Regions from separate parts of the Homo sapiens genome. Here region 2 is linked to region 1. The links are chromatin loops, found by intact Hi-C in ENCODE. Cell type or tissue: chondrocyte. All regions are shown on one strand. Links, peaks and the distances in the headings refer to the core of each region. The heading gives the core; the rest is flanking DNA.

The links. Hi-C counts contacts between places; a loop is a spot of excess contacts. Peaks named below come from ENCODE experiments on the same cell type or tissue, not always from the same donor. Only the 100,000 strongest peaks of a DNase experiment are listed, where the experiment ranks them.
Region 2: a loop joins it to region 1, with 2.3 times the contacts of the local background. A loop is called at or near these places in 2 of 110 quality-filtered maps.

Annotation. Positions count from the first base shown.
Region 1 is chr6:50,819,000-50,828,694 of GRCh38, forward strand. TFAP2B (transcription factor AP-2 beta) reads left to right here. Exons shown (of 7, transcript NM_003221.4): 2 at 4,408-4,866; 3 at 9,620-9,680. It overlaps LOC124901490 (a long non-coding RNA gene), which reads right to left and starts at 27. Exons shown (of 2, transcript XR_007059923.1): 1 at 1-27. RefSeq lists enhancers at 4,673-5,200, 6,352-6,852, 6,853-7,353 and a silencer at 5,266-5,395. In chondrocyte, for the core only: no CTCF peak of the experiment used is centred there; a DNase peak (open chromatin) is centred at 4,732.
Region 2 is chr6:51,286,785-51,296,479 of GRCh38, forward strand. No RefSeq gene overlaps it. Among named protein-coding and RNA genes, the nearest start is that of TFAP2B, 470 kb to the left of the region's middle. In chondrocyte, for the core only: no CTCF peak of the experiment used is centred there; no DNase peak of the experiment used is centred there.

The DNA of each region.
Region 1 (9,695 bases), core at 1,696-9,695:
AGAGCTTTGCAGATAGAGAATTTGAGCTTCTTGATACCCCAAATGATATATATTTTTAAGCTATTTACTCGTAGATTTCCGGTCGGTTTTCTCAGCTTTTTTTAACTTTTAGAAAAGCTGGCTAGGGAAGACTTCGCTGCTCTGAAAAGGGACTTTAAGGCTGAAATCTGACAACTTTAATTTAGGAATGTTTTTATTTATTTTATTTTTCTTTCCCTTTTCCTCGCCTCCCCCCACCCCACCCCACCCTTTTAAGCTCTGATGGGGAATGTGGTGCTACTGAATGTGGGCACGCTCTCAGAGAAAATCGAGATTCTGATAAAGTCAGGGGCTTTTCTCGTTTTAAGTGTGGAAGAGAATTGGGTTTTCAAGCCTCATTTGTAACAGACTCGGGCTTTTAATTTTTATTTTCAATAAAATTTCTGAAATTGATAACAAATGGTTCCAAGTAGAGGACAGAGAATTAGCGGGAAAGAAGTAGATGGCTGGAGATATGGATGGATAGAGCAAAATAGAAGTCGTAGCAGTTTATTAGTTTCTGTTTTCTTGTGTTTTGCTTCCTTGAGGGTCACTGCGTCCGAACAGAAATCGCAGCCGCCTCCTGTGTGGGCATCTTTCACGGAAATTTCTGCCCACGTTCAATGCGTACGGGTCTCTAGCACTGAGGCTAGCTCAACTCTTCGGGGCAGGAGAAGTTGCGCCCAGCCAGGAGGACGCCAGCCGCCTCCGGGGCCCGGACCGCGCTCGCCAAAGCCCTTTTCCGGCTCGGGCGAGGGCTGACGCGGCCAGACGGCTCCGCTACTCGCGGGCGAGGCGGACTAGGCGGACGAGGCGGCCGAGGCGGGCGAGGTGGGAGAGGCGGGCGAGGTGGGAGAGGCGGCCGAGGCGGGCGAGGCGCGGGGCGCGCGGCGGGCCAGGCTGGGGACCGGGAAGCCCGCGGAGCCTCGCTTTTAAGCGGAATGGTCTGGGACAGCCCCAGGTGGTTGCCAGGGGAAGGGAGGAAGGGAAGGTTCTGCTGAGACGTCGAGGTTGGAAATAAAAACTTCGGAAAGGCGAAGCGGATTTAGAAAAGGAGGGAAGTCGAGGCGGGCGAAGCGGGCCATGGAGATTGCTAAGAGGAAAAGTTGGAGAGAAAAGGAAGGAAGAGAAGCAGACTCCCGGGTGGCGGGCGCGGGCCGCTAGGTCAGACGAAAGGTGGAGGGATGCAGAGGCTCCCCAAAGAGCCGAGAAAGACACGCGACCCCTCCGGATCGGGACAGCTCCTGAAAGCCCGGCGCAGAGCCGCCTCGAAGATCCTAAGAGTGGGCGACTCACAGGCGCGGCCGGCAAGCTCCTGGGGGACTCGGGCTCGGACGAGCGCCCACAGGCAGCGCCTGGCGCCCACACCTCCTGCCCCCCCCCGAATCCTAATGTTGGGGTGTGTGTATGTGTGGAGGTATGTAGGAGAGAGGAGGAGGAGATAAGAGAGGAGAGGGAGAAAAGCAGGAGAGAGCGCGAGAGAGCAGAGAGGAGAGAGATTGGTCTTGTTGCTGAATGATGCTTGGGGTTTTCCTTTTCTCTTTGTGGTTGTGTATCGACTGTAACGAAGAGCCGCGCCTACGCGCCTGGTGGGGATTGTTTCGGTTCGGCCTCCTTTTCTTTCCTTAACAGGCGGGATAATGGTAAAGTCCAAGGCGCTAGAACTGTCCTAAAGAATATTAGCGCCCAAAGTGGGCATGACATTAGCAAGCACGGGGCCATGGTGAAAACAGCTCAAGCTATATGCATGCAGAGGCATTTCAGTGGGTTCTAAAAAGTAACCAGGGTAACATTCGTTCTTTACAGAAAGTAAAGTAGCTAAATGGAAAAGGAAGGAGGGAGAGAAGAAAGGAGGGAGGGAGAGAGGAAGAGGGAGGGGTGGAGTGGAAGGGAGGGAAGAGAGAAGAGAAAAGAGGGGAGGGAGAGAGAGAAAGAGAAATAAACAGGGAGAGAGAGGGAATATTACAGGTGGTCCTATCTGCCTAAATTTTCTGCTCAAAAAACAGAATCCGCAGCTCGGTGGAAGGAGCCTATTTAAGTCTGGACTAAGGTTGAACTTTAACAGAAATGGCAGTCAGGCCAGTTGAACGGGTTCCTGAAACATCCAAAAAGGTTTTCTGTTGCCCCTGGCTTTGCCTGGAAAGGATAAGTTTAGTGTATTTGAAGATTGATGGCGTATGTTTTAAATTGAGGTAAAAATCGCAAACTATGTGAGCACTAAACAGGAAAAGGCTGCACAGGAATGAAAAGCCTCCATCTCGCTTCTGTCCTTTAACAAATGAGCATAATCTTCCACATTTAGCAAAAGTCTGCAAAAGTCACTGTAAATAACCAGGCCCACCAATTTGCCTTTCTCTCGCCTCCAAATGATGAAGCAACCCTTTTTATTTTGTTTTTGTAATCCTCACACAAAGCACCCAAGGCGACCAAGTCCTCCGGATTAGGGAAGTCTCTCTCCAGGTAGGAGGACACCTCCATTCTATACAACCTCCCAGCACTGTTCTCCCTCACTGCCTTATCCAAAGGAGCAGGGGCTGCTTTACTCGTGTCCCCGGCACAGTTAATTGAAGTTCTGCCTCTTTCCTGCTAAACTTTTTCCCCAGTCTGCCTTTGCCAGCCCCCTCGTCTGATTACATCTAGTAATTCTCCACTGAATGAACGTCATTTACAATAGTAGGGGAGCTCTGCGCTCGCTGCTGCTTCACGCTCCATTTGTCCTCTATTCTCCCTTTAAAGTACTCGTGTAATATTAATAGTCATGAATATCAATTATTATGAGGCGGTGTAGGCAAGCGGAGGGAGGAAGGGGCGGCCGAGCAGTCTGAGCCCAGCTTCGGGTGAAAGAGGACTGCATCTGGAGCCCCGAAGAACGGCAGAAGAAAAGAGGCCAAAAAGACAGCAAAGAGACAGATGAATAGTTCTGTCTGTGTGTGACAGGCATCGCCAATCTTGTTGGGGTGGGGGGCGGGTGTAATTTTTTTTTTTTTTTTTTGATGGCTTGTCCTGGAAACACATCAAGCTCAGCTCCTGTGTCCAGCTCGCTTCTCTGCTGGACTCCTTGATTTTTTTTTTAATCATTGTTTGATTTTGAGCAGTAACCAGGCTTTTTTTTCCAGATGTTAGTCCACACCTATTCATCCATGGTGAGTTTGGATTCACGTGTTACCAGAATTGCATGCTCCCTCCTCTCACTGTCTCTCTGTCTCTGCGTCTCTGTGTGTGTGTGTGTCTCACACTCTCTGTCTCTCTCTGTCTTCCTTTGAGCGCCTTTGGCTTGGTAATTTAGCACCATAATTGGACGAGGCTGCAGCTGCTTCTCTCTGCATTGTGTGTTCTCCGTCTGAGCTCCATGAGTCAGCTGGGAGGGGAGAGGCCGAAAAGAAAAACTTTTTATTTGCCATTGCTGTTTGGAAATTTAGGTGACTATTTCTGCAAAAAGAACCATGGGGAGTTTACCATGATGTTTCCAGAGAAGAGAGGGAGAAACAAAGTCCACCTCCCTCATATACACACCTCCCCCTTCTTCTTTCACTTAGTTCACACTCCAGATAGGACCAGGAATAAGTTGTCTGGGCTTTTATTTCCCCCCACCCCAACTTTAGTTCCTTCATTTTCACATCCTGAGTATAACAGCATTAGATATAGAAAAACAGTCTTAGAAATAACTCCTATGAACCACAACTCAACTTAATTCATCATTGGCTTAGGATATGATTTCGAATGAGATCCATTTCAATGAAACACTATTTAAGTTATTTAATTTCTCCTGGAGAGGGAGGAGTGACTGGGAACTCAGACCAGGTGGATTCCTTGGAGCTCTTGGAATGATCAGGTTGTGTGGAAAGCTCCTCCTAATCAGCCAGCTGCATTTCCAGCGAAGGCAGAAGTTGGTTTTTAATCAGGGGGAGCAGCACAGCAAATACTATGAAGTTTTATTTGTTGTGATTTGTACCTCTGGAAGAGTTAGAAAAAAGTAGTTAAAAACACCCAGAGGAGCAAACACCATATGTAAGACTCCTACAATTTTAATTAAGGCATTTAGAATCTCCCTCCATACACACTGTTCCTGTACCCCTGCCTTTTGCCTGCTTTGCACTCCCCAAAAAGCGGCTAAAATGTTATAGTTAAGTGGGTGATTCCTTTCCCATTTTCTCCCCAAGCCTGGGGTTTGAAATTGCTGAAATCATGTGGCCCTCTGAGTCAACTTGGGGGTCTAAGTTTCAGATCCTTGCTTCCCTTGTCCCGGGAAGAGCGTACAAAAGCCGGGCTTCTCCATTTGTCACTTGTATTTTTTTTCTTCCTCTCTGTACTCTCTGTCTCTCTCTGCCTCTATCTCTCTTTCTCTGTCTCCTTCTCTGGCTCTCTTCCCCTTCCTCTCTCCGCTCCCAGGACCGGCACGATGGTGTCCCGAGCCACAGCTCGCGGCTCTCCCAGCTGGGCTCGGTGTCCCAAGGACCCTACTCGAGCGCCCCGCCGCTGTCCCACACCCCGTCGTCGGACTTCCAGCCGCCCTACTTCCCACCCCCCTACCAGCCGCTCCCCTACCACCAGAGCCAGGACCCCTACTCCCACGTCAACGACCCCTACTCCCTGAACCCACTGCACCAGCCCCAGCAACATCCCTGGGGGCAACGGCAGCGGCAAGAAGTGGGTTCGGAAGCCGGCTCTCTCCTGCCCCAGCCTCGGGCCGCCTTGCCCCAGCTCTCGGGCCTTGACCCCCGGAGGGACTACCACTCGGTCCGCCGGCCGGACGTGCTGCTGCATTCGGCGCACCACGGCCTGGACGCGGGCATGGGTGACAGCCTCTCGCTGCACGGCCTCGGCCATCCCGGAATGGAAGACGTCCAGGTAACCACAAACAAACAAACAAACAAACAAAAAAGACCACGAATAAGGAATGCTTCTGGAGGGGGGGAGGTCAGGAGAGGGCAGCTCTGTCTCTTTTTGGGGAGTTTGTTCCCATGTTTAGAACAGGACTAGACAGTCATATAGAACTGTTTATGTGTGTCTGTATGTATGGCTCTATAGTGGCGATTTCCAGAGGTCTAATTATGATCATCCAAACCACGAGAAATTAAATCTTGAAGAAGAAAAATATGTATTTGCTTTGATACCTTAAGATTATTAGAATAAAGGCGAATGCTTTTGTCCTGCCTCAGCTACCATCTCCTGCATATTCTCTAGTGCTTTGTGGAAGCCAGCTTGGTACCCCTTCTTTACCAACACACACACCCCATAGTGGGGCTGTCCTGCTGACTTGGCAGGTGAAGACCTGGCTGCCTAGAGGCTAGAGCTTCAGAATGAAGTTCCAGGGGCCTCTGTATGCTCCAGAGGTTGCTGCTGAATTTGCAAAGATTTTGCTAAGCATGACAATGAGCTCTGATCATCTAAGCCAGGTCTTGCTTTGAATGTCTCATAAGCCACAGAGCTTTTTTCCAAGAGATAGTTGCAGTCCTCATCTGAGAAATAGAATATATGTGAAGGAGAAACTCAGAACGCCATAATTCAGGAGTCCATGATGGTAGATACCATTTTGGAAATTCTTTTCACTTTTTGGTTCATTAAGTGACTGTAGTGTAATATTCTCCACCTCCCTCTCCTGGCCTCCGCCTATATTAACACTCTTCTCTCCCCACTGCCATCATCCCAGTTGAGAGGCATCACGTGTTTATTTCTTAAAACAAAAGGCTCAAAACACTCCCCCTACCCACCCACTATCCCATCTGCAGTCTACACAATGGAGCCTGATTTGGTTGAGAATACTTGGTTAAACTAAACAAAGAAACATCAAAGAAATGATTCCTAAAAACTGTTTGGGTGATTCTGAGCAGGTCTGCTTTTTCACCCTAAGTTAAATAGTTGGCAGAAAAGATAAATATAGTTTACAGGTATGTAATTGACACTTCAGTTTCATTGGCATAGTTGTATTTATTATGCATCCTTTGACATACCTCTGAAGCAAAGGAAAATAAAATGGGAAAGAGAAGAGGGTGCAAGAGTCATTCTTCTGTACCTTGCTGAAAAAAAATAGTTTTAAACAGTTAAAATGTGGTGACAGCATCAAATGCTGTCTGTGTGTGGTCTATGATTGTTTATTGTTTTAAAAGAAATTCAGTTATTTATTTTTTTAAAAAAGACGGAATTACCTGATTTGTGCCTGGATTTACTGATAGTAATAAGAGTGATGATGGTTTTGTTGATTTAACTGAGCTTGACTGTTCCTGGCTAGAGATATTGCTCATTTCTGAATATCATATGAAAAAGGAAGTATTTAATAGTTTTTTTTTTAATGCATTGGGGTAATATGTGTCTCGAGGGGAAAAGTTTTTAAATTAACCTTTCTGAGTATGGTTCAAAGTGCTGGATAATGAAAGTGGATCAACTCATCACCATTACTGTTGATGATGCTAATGCCGGCCCTGTTACCACCACCCTACAGGCCAAGTGACTCTAGCGAAGGAACTCAGAAATTTTTCCCCCAAAAGAAGGAGCAGTTTTCTTTAGTTAAATGTTTTTAAAGAAATAATTGAGAGAGGTCTTTTTGTGTTTGGTGAAATTCAAAGTCTGAGAGAAAAACAGGGCCAGATCAGTGCACATTTGGGAGAATAGTCTTGTCAAAGCGTCGGAAAGGATTTAGTGTTTATGTGAACGGAGCACCTCGGGGCCAAGTTGTTGCTGTCGGGAATACAGACCACAGAGGTAGAGAGCTGAAAGGAGAAAAGCAGCAGGCAGCACACCGGAGCCACTTGCAGGCTCTCCACTCACCCAACCCCCACCCTGTTCCTCCCCTGCTTTATCTCATTTCGTCACCTGCCGGGAGGCCCACGGGACCTTCTTGGGACGACCCCTATAGTGCAAGGGACACACCCTGCTCCTGTCCCTAGAGGGAAACAGCAAAGACAGGGACGGTCTCTGCCTCCGCGGTGATGACAGACCTCCCAAGGCCAGGGTGAAGTTGACTGATGCAGGGCAGGTGACAAAGACCAGGGGTTATGTTTCCAGGACCACAGCCTCGAATCCGAAGGCTTCCAATCATCTGCTCAACACAGAAGGATCCACTTCCGAGTTAGGAAGCTGGGGTGCGGGGGCTAAAGTTACACAAGCAGGTTGGGATTTCAACGCTCTCCCTACAGCTATCGAATGGGTGGCCTGCACTGGTCCAGTCTTTAAAAGGGCCTGCACTGGTCCAGTCTTTAAAAGGACCAGAGAGTGCCTAGGCCTGGACCTTAAAGTCACTTGTTCCGATCTCAAGGACCTCGTGTGTGTTCCAGATCCCCTTGAGCCAGGGAGCTGGCAGACACTGAGGGTGCTGCCCTGCCTATGGGTCGAGGGTTTTGTTGTGTGACCCAGATGCACCACACTCAGGGCCACAGCCCCCACCATGAGAGAAGAGAAAGAGGAGAGCTAATTCACCAAATGCTTCTAATATTTTTTTAAATGAAACTATAAAACCCTGTCAATTTCTATTTCAATTTACTCACAGGGGCTATTAAACTAGCAAATCGCTGTTTGGGTTCTGGGTATGCTACATTTCACCCATTGTGCATGAGCGCGCGCGCGCGCGCGCGCGTGTGTGTGTGTGTCTAGTTGGGGAGGGGGCTACAAGTGTTAAAAACTCAGGAAAACACCTACAGAGAGAGAGACAGAGGGAGTGAAAGGACACCTAGTTTGGGATTTGTTTAGTTGTCATGTACACCTCTTTTCTTCTTCCCACCTTTGCTCTCTTACCTCCCATCACCTCTACCACCCATGAATATAAACATATAAGGATGTTAAGCCAACTCCCCCCAAACACATACACACACTCAAACACACCCGAGTGTCTTAAAGCAACCCCTGGTATCACTTTTAACTAAAGAAGTCTAGTAATTACGAGTCTGAGTTGTTTTTCTGCGCTTCCGCATGCAGTCCTAATTAAATCTTTACGATCCTCCCTGTGACGATTAAGCGCCAGCATGCTGCGTGAATATCCTGTACAAAAACCCAGCAGGCGGCCGTAATTAGATAGAAAATCAGACAAGAGCCTTCTCATTAACTACCACAACTACCCCACGTCGCTGATGAGGCGTTTATACATATTTACGTACAAGAGTGAGGGTAAGGTGTGAGGGCTCCCGGGTCCAGGCCAGTGTAAGTCAGGGTCTGGCTGCCCAAGGCACAGGAGAATATTTCTGTCCTGCCTGGACACATTGTCACTGTATACACATGATCATAGAAAGGTGTGAATCGTGTGTGTTTGTGTGTGGCAGGGTCCCCTGAGGAGTTATGAACAAGTTACATGAAATATTTTTAAAACACCTTTTTACTATTTCCTAAGATGTGCATGGCATGTTGCAGCAAGGATAACAATTCCTATGGAGAATAACAATTTTGCTCACTTTTCTGAGAACAAAAGAGTGACTATTAAAAATGAAAAGAAACAAATTAACATGCCCCCTGTACGATTAGATCATCTCATTTCTAAAGTTTTGCTTGTTTGGGGTAGACAGTCTTTTTCTTGTGATGAACTCACACTGTGAGGATGCAGCATGAGTCGGTGTGAGTGCTGTGAAAACAGCTCCTCACTCTCAAGCCCTTTGCTTTTTACTTCTCTATAAAGTGGGTAACAATTTGGTCCCAACTTAGGTTTTGAAGGGTCAAGAAAGTAGTTGTAGATTTTAGAAAGACCTAGCATTTATTTTCTTGGTAGGGAGAGAAAGGGAATCTACTGCTTTTGGACGCCCTGGGATGCACAGCCAGAACTGTTCATGTGTATTCTGACAGTAAGAAACTTGCTCCAACAGCTATTTCCTCTCAGAAGTGCTACCAGTGCTCAGAGTTGAAACTTTCCTTCTCTGGAATGAAACTGTGGCACAGAAGATGAACATTCCTTGCGATTACCTAGGTGCTGACTGGGAGGATCTAGACCTTTGTGTGTGTCTGCTTGTCTGTAGTTACTGCCTTCCTAACAGGTGTGCTCCTTGCTGGGAAGCAGCATCAGCAGGACTGGGAGGGAGGGTAAATTGTGAAGGTTCCTCCAAGAGACTGTCATTGTGCAGCAAGAAGCTCATAGTTTACAGGAACGTGTATGGGCTGTAATGGGTGTGCAGTCCTAGAGGCTTGCAAACATGTTCCTATGTGTTGCTGTTTGCATTCCATTCCAAATTGCTCAGACTTTAATTAAAATCCCATAATGTAAACTATTATGTATTTGTAAAATGGCTCTGGGGTTAAGATGCACTGGGATAGAATGGAAAACACAAATTGCTCTTACTAATATTGGTGAAAATCTGTCAGCTGTTGCCAAATTTTTACAATTCATAAGAGCAAATAATATAAAGGTTTATCTGTCTAATATCTATGTTTTATATAATAACTAAACCAATGTTGCATCCCAGATGTCTCTCAAAGTTTTCTTTCTCCACTTCTTCCATTGGAAAAATTTATAATTTGAGTAAATTTCATTTCTATGTCTATTTGGAGGTAATAATAATAATAAAACAGCCCTTTGTGAATTAATATAAATGGAAATAACAGAAACTCCAGTTTGGAATAACATGATTTATGTGTGCAATTCTTTAATATCCTGTCAATTTGAATAGTGATGTTTTTATATTCACAGTCAGTTGAAGATGCCAATAACAGCGGCATGAATCTATTGGACCAGTCTGTCATTAAAAAAGGTATGGATAATTCCC
Region 2 (9,695 bases), core at 1,008-9,007, 470 kb after region 1:
GAGCTATTTATTGATCAAATCAATTAGATAAATATTAACCTTTTTTTTTTGGTATGTGTATCATGGGTCTTAGGAATATTTGGAAAGGTTGGCAGTATTGATTCAAGGAAGCAATTTTGTTGACTTAGAGCAAACTCATTTTCTTGGATTTTCAAATGGTGATCTCTGATGTTGCAGCTATGTTTTCACTGGATGTCATATGGGAAAACATGGATGAACTGGAAAAAAATATAAAATTGATATAGAATATGAAATACTCTAAGAAGCAAGTACTTTGATAATATTATGTTATTGAAAGCATGTTTTGTTTTCTGTGTCATCAATATGCATGAGTTTGAGAAAGAAAAAAGAGAGGAAGGAAGGAGAAAGGGGAGAGAGGGAAGAAATTTGCTGCAGATAATAAACAAGTATGTTTCCAAAATGTCCTTAACCCACCAAACTACTTTCACATGCATAATATCCTTTCATTTTTAAAAACAACATATAAGTTGGCAAACATAGGTATTGTTATCCTTAGTAGCAGATAAAAAAGTTGGAAAGTCATGGATTTGGTAATTATATAGACCTTGCTTTAGTAATTGGGACTTTGGATAATTTACTTAAGCTTCTTAGATTTTACATTTTTCATTTGTGAATGTGGAATACAAATCCCTATGTATAGGATTTTAGTGAAAATAAAATGAGATAAAGAAAGCGAAGTGTCAGATAATATAGCAGGTGGTTAATAAATGCTGGTTCTCTTACTTATCCATTATCCCTCAGCTGGAATAGAACTGATTATACTTTAGGACACTTCTGCTTTTAAGCAGGCAAGTAGAGAGATGTTAAACTATGAATACTTCATTCACAGACTATAACATATTCAAGCAAGAAAAGTTATTTTCCAGCTCGTAATGAAGGCTTGCCATTTTGGTAAGAGTGAGTATACAGGAAGTGAATGCATTAACGTAGTTTTTATACAGCTTCACATACCTTCTTTGGTGGCTACTGATGATCTCTTTCTTTTCAACATTTAAGTTTTGGTTTTAATTCCTTCTGGAACTTCTTATTGGGCAGGGATGTGTTCATCAGAAGCTTCTTTAAGTGCTGAGCCTGAGAGCAGGTCACTTCCACTTGGTATCAGATCAGTTCATGTGAGCAATCGCTGCAAGCTGACACAGAAAGCAGTGTTAAGGAGACTCGCAAATACTTTATTTTAAAATTCTTTTTTATCATTTATCTTGAAAGATGAAAGAAGTTAAAAAGAAAAAAATAAGAAACTAAGAAAACAACCCAAACAAACACTGAGCAAGAAACACAATGTTTTTATTTTCCCAAGGGTTGTTTTCTACAGAGAGAAGTGCTTCATGAAACTGTAAGCACCTTTTGTGGTGTGGTTCAGATAAGCCTTGTATCTGAATTCACAGTTCCCAGTGCTCTTCCCAGAGTTGTCAGTGGTACATACCTGACTATTTGTGTGAGACTTATTGAAACATTCCAGGCCTGAGAAATGATGCACCACTGCCTGGGTCCTGAAAGTTGCGGACACTGTTCTCTGATGCTGCAGCTCTCACTGCCCTTTCAGACACGAGATCCCAAATATGTGTAACCATGACCTACCTATTTTACTTGCCAGTGCTTAATAGACTTGGGGAAAAATGATTTTTTTTTTAAAAAAGGAAACAGTAGCAACATAGAATTATCTAGAAACAAGTGATAAACAGAGGTAAAAATCTAGGAGTAAAGCTATGAAATTTTTGATGGCTATAAGAACAGCTGCAATTGAAAACTTTGTCTGCTCAAAATTTCACTGATGTGCTGCTAACAAACTGTTTTCCCCGCCAGTCTTGTGGCCTTGTCATGTGTAGCGGAGCCAAGCAATGGGTGGTGGTCAGATGTTTTAGCAGCATGCCGAATTAGGGGAGTTAGTAAACTCTAGTCACACACTAATTCAAGTTTTTAAAGAGCACATTTTTAACAACACTTAGTAGGTTATTACTAATTCACCTTTAACCATATATAAAAGTTAAAACCTGTGAAATTGAACTGTCAGCAAAAATTATTAAAGAATTCCAGTTTGTTTGTTTGTTTGTTTGTTTGAGATGGAGTCGTGCTCTGTCGCCCAGGCTGGAGTGCAGTGGCGCGATCTCGGCTCACTGCAACCTCTGCCTCCCAGGTTCAAGCAACTCTCCTGCCTCAGCCTCCCGAGAAGCTGGGACAGGAGAGTGCCACTACACCCGACTAATTTTTTGTATTTTTAGTAGAGACGGGGTTTCACCGTGTTAGCCAGGATGGTCTCGATCTCTTGATCCCATGATCCGTAAATAATTCCAGTTTTAAAGAATCAAATAATCTATCTGGAGAGCCTTAGCAATCCCCTACTGGGCCATGGATCACACTCAATAATGTTGACCATGACAATATTAAAATGGAATGTGTGTATTAGCATGGTTTGCATAACAAGATTGCTTAATGTGTCAATGTTTTATTTAAATACAGTGTGTGCATATTTCAAGACCACAGACCTCACCACAGCAATACTTCTACAGCAGGAAAGAGCAAGGGATACTGTGATTAACATACAGCTTATTTATACTTCTTTGGTGAAAGCTAATCATTTTTTAATTTAAGGTAGATATTCTCTATAAATTAACAATCCAGTTGGGGAAAAAAAAACATGAAAATCTTAAAAAATACCCTGCAATATACAGTGTCAAAATGATTAGTACAAATGGACATTAGTACACTATAGACATTTGTGAAGAAATGATATTATAGCTAGGTAAATTAATATCTTTGAAAAAAGGTACATAAGAAACAGTGCAGAAGGTTTAAGAAACATATTAAAAAGAGGAGAGGTTGGAAAATTAGGGCAGTGTAGGGTCAGAGGAAGGACAAAAGAGTGGAAAATGTTCCCACTGGATGCTTCTGAGAAGCTAAAAATAATGAGGAAAGCCCATTCTGAGATTAAGCGGCAAGGAGTGAGAACTGGGGGTGAGGAAAAGGGAGGGAAAAATCCAGATTGCTGGAGTTTAAGAACAGAAGAGATGGTCAGATTACTGCAGACGACAACATTCATTAGAGAAGTGCGGCACTCTAAGATGAGAAAAAGAATGACATATATTATTAAGTCTTTCTTGATGCTCCCCTCTCACATTGAACTCGACTTTCTGTAAATTATTTTCCTCTTAATGAAGCAGTGATTTATTATTTTAGAAAAGTATTTCCCAGCTTGCCTGATCAAAGATTCACTGGGCACTTAACAAAAATGTAAGTTCACAAGCTACACCTCAATGTATATTAGAAACTCCAGTGACGGGACCTGAAAATACATACTTTTTACAAAAGAAACCCAGGTCATTCTTATAAGAGGGCAAGTCTGGGAGACACTTGGTTAACACATGAAGTTTTAGGGGAGAAAGAATAATTTTTCCTCTACTCTTCTGTGTTCTTGGCTGGGATCCCTCTAACAACAACAACAAAAAGATGAAAAAGTGAAAGAAGTATATTAACATGTTACTTCATATATACATGAGAGAAAACTCAGAAAGAGTAATTATCAAAGATGAGACCTAGAACTTCAGCCTATGTAGCATCTCCAACTAAAACAAAGAAAGAAGAAGGCAGGGAGGTGACATGGAAAAGCAAGGTAAACAAGAGTAAGGCTTCTTATGCAGGCCTAAGTCCATGCCCTCTTCATTGATAAGAGCTTTGTGATTCAGTCATCTTTGTCTTTCTGTTACTTAGAAGGAGACACCCTTACAAATAGAAATGTTTGTTATGCGTGTAAATTTCCCTTACAGAACAGTAACTTCTACTCTGTTTTCAGTACTTCTCTTGTGTTTGCTATTTCTTAAAATAATCAGCTCAAAATAATTCTTATTCCAACAAGCCGTATTTTGGAGTGGCATATTCTGCTTTTCTACAAAGTTGTATCATAAAGTTGCTTTTTCTGCTAATTAATTTACATTTTGCTTAGCCAAGAATTATGTATTCCTTGTGCACATAGATTGTGCCTTATATTTCTTTTGTATTCCATAGAACAACAATGAAAATGTCATGTTGAAGTGGAAGTGAGGGGAAAAAAAACTATGTTAATTAGCTAAGTTTTATCTCTTAGAAGCCTATGTTATTAATCATACCAGCCCATGATGGAGATTTGTGAGCATTTCTATAGCATCGTTTCCTTATAAACTCAGTGTCATAAGGACTATGTTGCTTTCTGGTGGTTTGACATATTCTACGTGAAAAGCTTTATGTGAATTATGTGGAGGGATTCTAAAAATAAACTAGAAGAGGAGACCTCTCAAAGTCAGGAGCTGAAACAATTTTGCCAACAAATCAGTCCCTGAATGTTTTGGGGAGAAAAAAGGTTAAGTTTAGAAGTATGTTTTTTCATATTATTTAGGTACACTGTTTATATTGACCAAAATACATTAGGCAATTATTTAATTGTGCATAAACCTACTTCTGGTATTTTTGTCTATTTGTTCAGGTAAGGGACAGCATTATTATTATTAGCACCTCTTACCCTGGAGCAAATGTTCAATTCCCTGTGAATGCTCAGTTTTTATTCACTCAGCACGTGTTTTCTTAGCAACTATTATGTTCCAGGCATTTTTCTAAGCACTAGGGAATACAGCCAAGAATAAAATCGACAAAATACTTGCTCTTATAGAACTCACATTCTAGGAGGAAAGACAGATAGTATAATAAATGCATATCTAAGTTAGCATATGTCAGTGCACAGAAGAAACAAAATAGGTTAAGGGGGGTTGTTATAGATGAGGCAGTCAGAGAAGACTTCTGCAAGCAGACACCTGAGTGAGTGGAGTTGGGGAGCCCTGAGGAACCCTGGGTGAAGAACATCGGGCAGAATGAATAGAAGTACAAATGTCTTGGACTGAGAGTGTGCAAGGATTGGAGTGGAGTGAGCAATGTGGAGACAGGAGGGGGATGGTGCCAGGAAGGCAACACAGTGGGAAGGCAATATTAAAGATCTTAAAATAATAGATGATATTTATACAGCAATTGCTATATTCCAGGTACTGTCTGAAGAATCTTATAGATGTTAACTTATTTAATACTTGCAATAACTCTATGAGTGTGTGCTACTATTATTCCTATTTTTAAAAATGAGGTAATAGAGAGAAGTTCATTCACTTGTTTGAGGTTCTCCATAGATACATCCACACAGCCTATAAGTGTTCCAATTTGAACCCACTGCTGCATTCTTATGTATTCTGCTGGCCTTTGAATGAATTTTATTTGTTTTATCCTCCTTTCTACACCCTACATTTTGCTTATAGAAGGGAAATAGGTATAATGGACATAAAGGAATAAGACTGTAGGTATTGTTTACAGAATCTCCATCCCCCTTCTCAACCTTTACCCTTGCTGGGAAAGATTGGGAAGATCAAGGAAATTGGATTTTTGTGATGTGTCCCAAGATCAAGTTTCAGGCAGTAAAAATTATTTTTGTTGTTGTTGTTGTTCATTTTCCTTGTGAATCTCCCACTTATTTTCCATTTGATTGTTGATCTAGGGTCCATGACCTAGGTGCTCTATATACCAAATTTATGTATTGATTTAGCCTGAAAGACACATAGTTTCAGCACATCATTTGTAAGAGGGGGTTATTGTGGTCAAGCAGGCATGCGGGCTTCACCTACGGCCATTCCTTTGATCCCTTTGAGAATGATCCATGCTCCCTTGACAGTCTGGGCCTTTCAGTGGAGATGATAGCAGTTACAGATGCACGTACAGACAGCTGCAAGGACCCCATCTCTTATCCCATGAGGCTCCCACTGTTTATATTTTCAAGAAGAAAACAGAATGTGTTGTAGATATTTGTGTGTTTATATGTATTTCTTATTGATTCAAATATTATTTAGAGAGAATCTGGAGTGCTTCGTGCTGTCTCTGAAGGTAACCAGAATCTACTCATTGGAATGAAAATATGAGAATATTACTGAGGGCAGTGGATTAGAGAGCATGGGTTTGGAAGACAGAGGTGGTGACAAAGATCAAGCATTCTTCTATGACACATAAAACCAAGGAGGCAGAGGAAAGAATTTGAAAGTGAATCATCACAAAAAAATGTCTGAGAATAGAAGAAAGAATAAGAGAGGAACATTTCTCTGCTTCTTAGTATCATGTAGTGGAAAGAGAAGTGGAATGGGAATTGGGAGATTTGGCTTCTAGTTCCAGTATGTTTCTTGGCCACTGGATGACCTTAGACAAATCATGTAGGTGTGTGGGCTCAATATAGTTATGACCATAGGCAAATTACTTCACCTCTCTGTGCCTTAATTTTCTCATCTGTTAAAATGTCCACAATAATAGTATCAAACTCATGGAGTTGTTGCAAAATTAACCAGTGAATGCAAGTGAAGCCTTAATGTAGAGTCTGACGCATAGTAAACACTCAAAAATGTCAGTTGTTATTATTATTAATTTCTTAAAGCCTGATTTTCTCATATAAAGGGATGAACATCTAATTTTATAAATACACAGTCTTTGCATTATTTTCAAACTCTGAAGAACCTCTGCATTTGAAGAACTTGCTTTTCTTCCCTGCTCCCAGACGATGGTTAAGAAAAGTATGAGGACTCATTACCTGGAGCAAAAAGCCCCAGCTTCTTAGCCATGCATTTAAAAGCCTTTGGAATCCTGACCTACTTACACTTCTAGACCTTATTTCCAGTCACTTCTGTTCACACAGCCTACTCATAGGGAAGCTGGAGCCACCTCCCTTTCTTATGTGTGCCATGAGAGAGCCTAACACTTTCACTTGACTCTGACTACCCCCTGCCTTCACCTCAACTCAGTATCTCAAAATAGGTTTTAACCATCATTCAAGACTCAACTCCATATCAACTTTTTTTGGAAAACATTTATCACTCTCTTACATGCTCTTGTCCTTCTTAAAACTTTCCTAGTACTCATTTGTGTATCTTTTATAAAACTGATTGTTTTCTATTGTGTATTACAGTCAAGCTTACGTTATAACCTTCTGTGGTATATTAAAGATAACCACAAACTGTCAATATTGCCATTCAGTGGTGAGGTTTGTGTTCCTTCTCTATAAAACAGCATAGGCTCAGTGACTGCTTGACCCATAGAACATGTGGGAAATGATCCATAATCCCATGTTAGCTTTTAGATCCAGCCTTAAGAAACACGTGGTTTCCACTTCATGTCTCTTGAACACTTTCTCTAGGGAAAGGCAGACACCATGTGCAAAGTCTTATTCTGTGGCTACCATGCTGAAGGGGACTTATAGACAATCTGTTGACAGTCCTCACTGACTCCCTGACTTCCAGCCATCCCTATGTGGACATGCCAGCCAATTCACCAACTGAATACCATGCCAGCCCATCCACCTGCTGAATACCATGCCAGCCCAACTACCTGCTGAATACCATGCCAGCCCATCACCTGCTAAATACCATGCTAGCCCATCCACCTGCTGATTTTCACTTAATGTCTCTGTCAATACCATGCATAAATAGAATCATCTGGCTGAGACCTATCTGAATTAATGGCTAAGAAGATTTGAGTCATAAAAAAACAATTGCTGTTTTAAGCCAGTTGTATCTCCCAAAATTCATATGTTGTGTCTCCCAAAATTCATATATTGAAACTTAATTGCCAATGTGACAATGTTAAGAGGAGGGGCCTTTAAGAGATGATTAAGTCATGAGGGCAGAGGTCTCATGGATGGGATTAGGGTCCTTATAAAAGGGCTTAAGGGAGTGGGTTTACTCTCTTATTCTCCTCTTCTACTTGAATAAACATTATTTGTACCCCTACTTTTGCCCTTCCATTCCTTCTGCCATGTGAGGAGACATAGATGGTGTCATCTATGAGGAAGAGACCTTCACTAGCCACTGAACCTGTTGGTATCTTGATCTGGTACTTCCCAGCTTCCAGAATTGTGAGAAATAAATTTCTGTTTCTTTTTTAATCAATTATCTAGTCTCAGGTATTTTGTTATAGCAGCACAAATAGACTAAGACAAGGTGGTTTGTTATGCTGCCATAGATTTTTCTGGGTTCTGAATTCTTTAATATCAGAAACTCTATGGCATTCATCTTTATTTCTCGACAGCAGCCACCAGTAGGCCCAGGCATTTGCACAAGGGTGGGTTCTTTTCTAGAAGTGTCTCCAGACATTCAAATGTGTTTCTGAATCAGAGATTTTCATCCTTGACTGTACATTAGAAACAGGGAGATTGTTCAGTCCTGGCATATGACCCAATCACATGTGACATATGTTATAGTTACTCCTTTATAAAATAGAAGAACATGGTAAAATGAAAAAGCAAATACTTCTTTAATTTCTGTTTAAGAGATAGGCAAATGGATGAATTAAAACATTTCTATTTGATTTTATTAAGGTATGAGTGTTTCTTTTAAATTAGAAATTACTGAAAAATCTTGTTTTTCTCTGAGCTGTGGCTTTCCTCATTACAGGGGATAATGGGAACTGCATTTAAATCTAATAGATGTAAATTCATCATTGGTAGACATTTATGGACTACTGGTTATGCATTTTACCCGGTTCTGAGTGGAGATAGAGGCTAGAGAAAAATATATAAAATACTGATCCTGTCCTCAAGTTGTTTATGTCTTATCAATTATGTTGAGCAATACAAGGAAAGGAGATAACTAAAGGATGTAATGATCAAAGATATAAATAATAAACATAATTTGGCCAAGGAAAGGGGATGCCAGGCAAAAAGAAAAACACATGTGAAACCATAGAGACAAAATAAGGTTAGTCAGCAGAGACCAGCCTGGAGAGTGGACATGCTGGGGAGAAGAGAGGAATAAAGTCAAGCTGGTTGCATGGGAGAAAATTATGAAAGAGATTCCTTAAAATCCATCAAGTCTTTTCCAAAAGAACACAATTCTATTATATTATGATTTTGAGTGGCACACAAACCATTTGATCTCCAGATACTTGAGTAAAGGTAATATTTTGTAGAGGTAAACTAGCCATACCTTAGCATCATTTTTAAAGTTCCTCTGCTCAATCATTAACATAACCTTTTGCCCCAAGGAGGTGAGTCTCTCACACAGGTACCACCTCTGCCCATGACTGAGGAGGGGGAAAGATGCAAAATGCAATTGTCCCATTTGAGCAGTTGGATATCAGTTGTCAGTCCAGCCTCTGGAAAAATTTATGAATTTGGTGCAAGGAACTAGCTTTTCTAATGCTTTGGGACCCTGTACACCAGAATGATAACCTAGGAATACAGGAGGCAGTAGGGGAAAATTATTCTTACCCCTGTGAAAATCTCCCAGATGCTAAGGAGAAAATTGAGAAGTCTGTTCATCTTTAAATTCACATCTCCATTTTTCTATGGCTCTTTCTTTGACTAAATAGCAATTAGCGTACATACATCAATTGTTCAACCACTGTTAAAAATTCTAGCATAAATCAATGATCACATCTGTAAATATACTTACGTATACAGTACTTGGTTGTGTTTATGTGTGTTAATGACTTCATATTTGCTAAAGATAGAACAATGAGCAAAACAGACAGGGGTTCGTTCTGCCCTTCTGGTGCTTGAAGTCTATTGGGAAATAAGACATTTAGCAATGAGTTATTTAATTATAAATTTAATTAATGCATTAAAGAAGTATGGACTATTACTAAGATTTGCCAAAATGGAGAGAATATCCTGGCCACAACAACTCAGCAAT